2 separate regions of the Homo sapiens genome follow, and region 1 is linked to region 2. A link is a contact called in ENCODE Hi-C or POLR2A ChIA-PET data. All regions are on one chromosome and are shown on one strand. Each heading gives the region's core, a stretch centred on a gene start or an enhancer-like site at or near the end of the contact. The rest is flanking DNA. Distances are from core to core; before and after follow the strand shown. Region 1 has its middle 34 kb from the start of WDR75. Region 2 has its middle 71 kb from the start of WDR75.

Region 1 (3,515 bases), core at 383-2,882, 38 kb after region 2:
CAAGACTTAGTCAGCATTTGTGATCCTTTAGGAACTTTGTTTTAGGCTAATAAATTAATCTGTTGCATCATTTAAAATCCCCGTTTTCTATTTAAAGCAATTAATATGAGTAGGTTAGTTCTTTCTAGAGTCTTTGCAACCACTTCATGGAGTGATTAAAGGAAAATATATAGATAGCACCTATCAGCTATCAAAGCACATTCCCGAACAGTAATTAATTTTCTCATTTCCAAATGCTAAGATTAAATTTTTACTAAGTGAATGACTAATAAAATTTAATAACAGAAATAAAATAAGTTCCAAGTAACAGAAAAATATCATTATCAAACATGTGTTGGAAATTGAGAATTTTAATTTTAATCTCATTTTAGTTTTTATACTATACTGCTGAAAACTTGAAATTGATGCTTTTAAAATATATTTCTTCTACTATTTTATATTTTTGGTAACAGCATATTTCACAAATACATGAAGAAGTGGTAGACTCCATCTTTGGGATAATACCATCACTGGGATAAGACACTACTAAAAGTTGGCTTATGTTTAGAAATGTCTAAGATCATCAAAAAGCATATATTGCTAAAATTGTTAACTGGTTTTAGTGTATTTTTCCTGCCACAAATTATATTCTTAACATTGTACCCCTCCTTATTCTAAAATCAAGTTCTTCTCCCTGCTAAGCTTCACCAGAAAATGTACTTCTTTGGCTCTTATGAGAAAATTTCTATCTGGAAAAAGTTCTATAACTAAACATGATTGACACAGATCTGACCTGTAGCCATGTAACTAGGAAAATTACTTGAAAATTGTTTTAAACTGACCGACTTATACATTAAAAGCCTCTTGAACATGATGTTATTCAAATACAAAATGCCAAAAAGCAGCTATTAATTTGTTACTAGAGTTTCCAAGGTGTGGGAAATTCAGCAATGATGATGCAAGATAAACTCTTGTCTTAACACTGTTGAGACAAAGTACACACAGAGAAATCATCACAAAAGCACTGAGAGAGATGGAGATGTAATTTATAGGTGCTGAAGAAACTGGAAGGATCACTTCCTATAAACTAAAAGGAAAAAGAAACCTAATTGGCTTGCCTGTTTGAATATTCAAACAGTTGATGAATGAATATGTTGAATATTCATTCAAATATCTATTTAACATGTATTAACTTATACTGTCTGTACTGGCCAAGTTCATTCCAAACAGGACATGCATATGAAGATTTGTTAGTGGCTGTATCTCAGAAGGTGTTTTAAGCTTATACTAAATTTTCAATAAAATGGTTAATGTTTTTCACTATTTTTAGGCAATTTGCTCCAAGTAAGCATCCAAACTCCATACCTGTAAAGGTTTTTTTTACAAAGTGCTATTTAGTTAAAAAGGTAAATGATGTAGGAAGTACATGATAAGAAGAAACTGCAACGTTTTAAAATCCCTTGCCTTGAGCCTGGAAAGCTTAAGAATATGGGGGAGGTGGAGGGAAGTGTTTACATCACTCAAAACATAGCTACAGCTGTTTTGAATCACAGGCGAGGTTTTAAAAATGTTCTTAAAACTGAGCTCAGAATACCTAAAGAGAGGTTCCCTACACATTGAAAGGGACATTTACCTTCTTCAAAACATAGTTTTCTAAGTTACTACATTATTTGGCTTTGTTTTAATGTGACCAATTTAATGTTTTAATGGCAAAAGATAAGACTCTTTCTGCCTTTGAAAAAACCAAAATGCTCCATCGTCCCAGCAGCTGTGTATGATTAAGAATGTAAATAGACTCAAGAGGCTGATTCCATCTCCAGGTCCTCTGTTCATGAATCACCTACCCAGAGACATAATTTTAATGGAAATAGAATTTCTTTCTAAAGCAACAAATAAATTAACTTGCAGGAATACTGCAGCAAGACAACTCCTCTTTACTAGCTCTGTTGTACTGAACAAAACCAGGCTCCATTTCCTTTGTTTTAAGACATTTTTAACAGTTGACCTGTAGTCAGGAAATGAGAATTTCTCTGTTTTTCATTTTCTGGGAAAATAAAAATATTAAGGCTGCCTTTCCAGTAACAGCAGCTTAAATTCCAGACCTCGTTATGGCAAGTGAAAGACCTTTTACTGAGGATGCAATATTTTTGATAGTGAAAGTAGACTGCATTACTTCAGGCTGTTCAAACCAAGATTGAGTTGACTGGCTCTGCTTACCTGGCCATCCTTGACCTAGATTTGTGTGTTTGATTTACAGATCAAAATGAAATCCTCTCTAATCTGGGGCTGCAAAGAAATTGTGCTGTATTATTTATCCAATTGTTTAGTGCAAAGGACCCATTTCAAGTAAGTGAAGGATAATCCTATATGAATACAAAACTTCAGTAAAAATAATAAGTTATCTGAAATCAGAGGCTCTAGCTGGAACTGAAGCTAAAAGCAAATTAATTCAGTCTCACAGACATTACTGTACTGCCCATTAAATATAAACCATAGTGCTTGGCCATACACCCAGTTTTGATTTCTGCCTCTCAGATGGTGTGATGCGGGAAGAAAGTACATACATGGCATTAATATGTAAATAGAGTTGCCATACTACATTAGAATCAGACTCAAAACATTCTGTGACTATTAATTCTTAATACTGGTCTGAAGACCACAGGATATGAATCATAAAAAGGAAAGCAACTCAGAGAATAAAATTCAGTGGCCATGGTGACCATTAATAGTCATGTTTTAGGTTGGAATTTAATAAATATTAAAATAACATAAATTATATGTACTAATTTATCTTTTTACTATCACCCTTACTTTACACCATCTTTCTAAACACTGGCTAAAAGTCATACAGGATACAATCACCATCACTAATATTCTGTTGGTCTCATGTAGAACAGCGGCTGATAGTGATGAAAGGCACTTCATTTAATATGAACACGATCAATTAACCACATTATACTGAGTTATCCAGATATATTTGTGAGTCTGTCAAATTTTTTGATATAATGAACTGAATTATTAATTCAACTGGTCCTCTTGACTTTGGTTGCAGAAACCCAGCCTGAAAACAAAGCAAAATGGAATAGGTAGTGTGTCCACAGTCTGATTACAAGTATAATTTTTGTGACTATAGTCATTTACCTGAAAAATGCACCCATTCATTCCCTTATTTGAAGTTTCATTTATAAATTTTTCACTCCATGGCATTTATCCTTCTTTAGAGATATACTTTCTTCTCTTGTCTGAAAATCACCGTAGGTTTTTGTTTCAACAGAAAATTACACTCACAAAATGACACAAGATAGATTCTGCTCACAGAATTCTAGAAAAAGCCTGACATTTTATAGATTTTTATAAATTTACTCTTTTTTTTTTTTTTTTTTTTTTTAGAGATAGGATCTGGATCTGTTACCCAGAGATGAAATACAGTCGCATGATCATAGCTCATTGCAGCCTCGAATTCTTGAGTACAAGCAATTTTTCCAACTCAGCCTCCTGAGTAACTGTGACTACAGGCACCATACACCTCACCCAGC
Region 2 (3,509 bases), core at 43-2,542:
AATTCATCACAAATGAAGATCGATTCACATTTAAGCAAATACCAAAATTATTCAGCAGTTGAATTCCTGTTAATATACTTTCCTTCATGCATTACCTAACACTGAAGTCAACATCTCTAATGTAAGATAATTTTTAAAAGTCTACTATATTAAATCACCAGTAGAATGCATTCATTAGATAAAGTTAACTGTAGTATTAACATAACTTGATACAAAATAGCAGTCTTTGTACAACATAAATGGTGAAAGGAACTGGATGAGTTTATACCAAAGGAAAGTCCTTAATTCTTTTGCCACAGCCAAGACTTTCTCCTTTCCTAATGAATGATTCGGATTTCTACACCCTACCCATTCTGTAGGTACACAGTAAATCAGTTGAACCATGTACTATATAGTTAACTCGGCCTATTCAGGTGATCATAAAGAAAAAAGGAAAAGCTTGTTTCTTGAGAAGTTCCATCCTTCTAAATTTACTTCCTCACTAATGAACAGAGGTCACCTATCTACTACAATACAGTAAACAGAAGTGATTTCATTTGTGCCATGAGAATGTGTCCTGCTTCAGCTGCTTACAAGCAAATAATAACACTAAATGTTTGTTTTGTCTAGACAACACATTAAATTCAAAACATGGCTTCAAATAAAATAAAACATGAAATATATAAGCATTTGTAACTAACTGGAAGAAGAAAGTTACTGTGACTTACCAAAGATTTAAGTTAGAGCATGTATCACTAATACTGAAAAATCATATTATAAATGTATGTTTTGAACTAGTCTTACCTAATTTTGAAGACTGTCAAGTTTTTTTTATTAATATCACTACCCTCCAACAATCTTAAAGTATATTTTGTCTGACATTAATACAGCTATGCCAAATTTCTTTTAGTTTGCATTTGATTATTATTTTTTATCTTTTTATGCTTAAACTTTCTGTATCCCTATGCCTCAGATATCTATTTTGTATGTAGAATATAGATAATTTCATTTTTGCTTTATTTTTCAATCTGCTAATCTCTATCTTTTAACTGAGGGAGTTTGATACATTCGTTTTCATTGAGATTATTCAAACTCCTGAAAGTTTTTTGAATATCTATATATTCTGAATTTTATATTAATTGTTAACTTTTGTGTGTATTACCTATGAATTTTGATTATTATAGTAGAAGGACATTTGTACTGATAAAATTGAGAGCCAGTATTCTACGATAATGTGACTAAATAAACTCTTGAGTCATTTCTAAGAAAATTACATAATTCCAAAACAAACATTCCAAATATATTTGTAATAGCTTCATGGGCAAAAGATGAGTTTTGCTTTGACTATGTTTTCCAACAATGGTTGGTTGGTTTGTGTTAGTTTTCCGATTGCATGATGAGGTCTAGCAGGTCACACGACTGAACTTCAGTATGCACTCAATTCTTCCTCATGTATTGATTAAAGACCATAAACCTCATGTGTCAAGACACTGTATCAGCTTTACCCATAAATTTATTGGGCAGGTAATAATAACAAAAGTTAATGCATATAGCACATACTGTATGCCAGGCATTGTTCTATGTGCTTTACATTTTTTGACTCATTAATACTCCCAGCAAGTCTGTTATGCTGCCACAATGGACACCAAATGACTCCCTGTTGCATTTAATTTTCTCCGTCATCTCATCTCTACCTCTAATTGTACTTTTTTCTCTCTCCATTGTCTTTTTTCTGGCTTTAGGAATGGGTGGTGTGGTAAAGCTGAAAGAGCAATGAGTTATGAAGTCTAAGAAATGCATTTCAAATCCAATTTCTAGTATCACTTGATGGCTTGGCAACCTTGAACAAGTTCCTATTCCCCTCATCTGCAGAACAACAATAAAAATATCTATTTCATAGAGTCATTATAAGAATAAAATAATGTGTGAAAAGAGGTGTTCAATGTGTTTTATTTCTCTCCTCATCATCACATTAATAGTGTAAAGTCAACAGAATTATATAAACTTGTCATAACAGCAACATAAACTTTTGATATATAATTTCAACAAGTCATTTTCAGAGATGTCATCTCTGGCTGTCACATTATCTAAAATAAAACACACACACACAATCACACTCAACACATAAAGCCACACACAACACGTGACACAGAAAATGTATAACCACATACAATCATACTCAACACCCATACAACATGCACATACAACACATACAACATACATAGATAATAAACAATCTTCTTCTATAAACACATATACTCACATACATAATTTCATAGGCCCAAAACGTATTTTATTTCCTTTATAGGATTTATTCAGTATCTGAAATTATACAATTGACTGACTGACTTATTAAATACCAATGCTCACAGGAACAGAAACATTAATGGAAAGGGAAAGTGACACAGCTAGCTAGTATGTGCTAAAAAAAAGGCTAAGTCTGACAGGATGTGATACATTATGGAAATTTGTCTCCTCCAAATTTCGTGTTGAAATGTAGTCCTCAATGTTGGAGGTGGGGCCTGGTGGGAAGTGTTTGGATCATGGGTGCAGATTCCTCATGAATGGTTTAACACCATCCCCTTGGTGATAAGTGAGTTCTCCCTCGAATAGTTCCTGTGAGTTCTGCTTGTTTAAAAGAGCATGGCACCTCCCCCTTCCCCACATCTCTTGCTTTTGCTATGAGATGTGCCTGCTCCCCCTTTGCCTTCCACCATGATTGTAAGCTTCCTGAGACCTCACCAGGAGCAGATGCTAGTGCCATGCTTCCTGTAAAGCCTACAGAACTGTCAGCCAAATAAACTTCTTTTCTTTATAAATTATCCCGTCAGGTATTCCTTTGTAGCAACGCAAAAACTGACTAACATGGAAAATTTCTACCAAGAAGTGGGGCATTGCTATAAAGATGGTAATGTGGAACTGGCTTTGGAACTGGGTAATAGGCAGAAGTTGGAAGAGTTTTGAGGTCTCAGAAAAAGATAGATAAGGGAAGTTTGGAACTTCTTAGAGAAGTGTTAAGTGATTCTGACCAAGTGTTGATAGAAATATAGACAGTGGAGGCTAGGCTGAGAAGGTCTCAGATGGAAGTAAGAAATTTATTGGGAACTGGAGTCAAGGTCACCCATGTTATGCCCTAGCAAAGAGTTTGGCAACACTGTGTTTATGTCCTGGGAATCTGTGGAAGTTTAAGCTTAAGAATGATGACTTGGGGTATCTGGCGGAAGTAATTTCTAAGTAACAAAGCATTCAGTGTGTGGCCTAGCTGCTTCTAATAGCCTAAAATCAGTTACAGGAGCAAAGAAGTGACTTATAGTTAGAACTTATATTTAAAAGGGAAGCAGATTGTAAAAGTTTGAAATATTTGTAGCCTGGCTATGTGGCAGAAAAATAAAAACCATTTTCAGGATTGGAATACAAGCATGTTATAAAGCAACCACTTGCTAGAAAGATTAACATGACTAAAATGGAGCCAAGAGCTAATAGCCAAGATAATGGGGAAAAGGCCTTGAAGATATTTCAGAGATCTTAGA

What was found. Hi-C counts contacts between places; a loop is a spot of excess contacts on that map. ChIA-PET counts read pairs that join two places held with the same protein, here RNA polymerase II (POLR2A). Pooled maps may share reads with other maps.
Region 1: a loop to region 2 is called in a map of endothelial cell of umbilical vein, with 7 times the contacts of the local background. The contact joins two enhancer-like sites. A Hi-C loop is called at or near these places in 11 of 168 maps with a recorded cell type or tissue (Caco-2, IMR-90, PC-3 and 7 more), 1 of 37 single-sample maps with no recorded cell type and 8 of 50 pooled maps. POLR2A ChIA-PET finds 5 or more read pairs at or near these places in 6 of 52 experiments (AG04450, H1, MCF 10A and 3 more).

The regions. Positions count from the first base shown.
Region 1 is chr2:189,405,861-189,409,375 of GRCh38, forward strand. It overlaps a transcript of COL5A2 not described here. Among named protein-coding and RNA genes, the nearest start is that of WDR75, 34 kb to the right of the region's middle. Within about 2 kb of position 1,633, at least 6 of the 41 ENCODE cell types and tissues checked have a DNase peak (open chromatin) inside an H3K27ac peak, as active enhancers do; they include PC-3 and endothelial cell of umbilical vein, where a contact is called at or near this core.
Region 2 is chr2:189,368,464-189,371,972 of GRCh38, forward strand. It overlaps a transcript of COL5A2 not described here. Among named protein-coding and RNA genes, the nearest start is that of WDR75, 71 kb to the right of the region's middle. Within about 2 kb of position 1,293, at least 4 of the 41 ENCODE cell types and tissues checked have a DNase peak (open chromatin) inside an H3K27ac peak, as active enhancers do; they include PC-3 and endothelial cell of umbilical vein, where a contact is called at or near this core.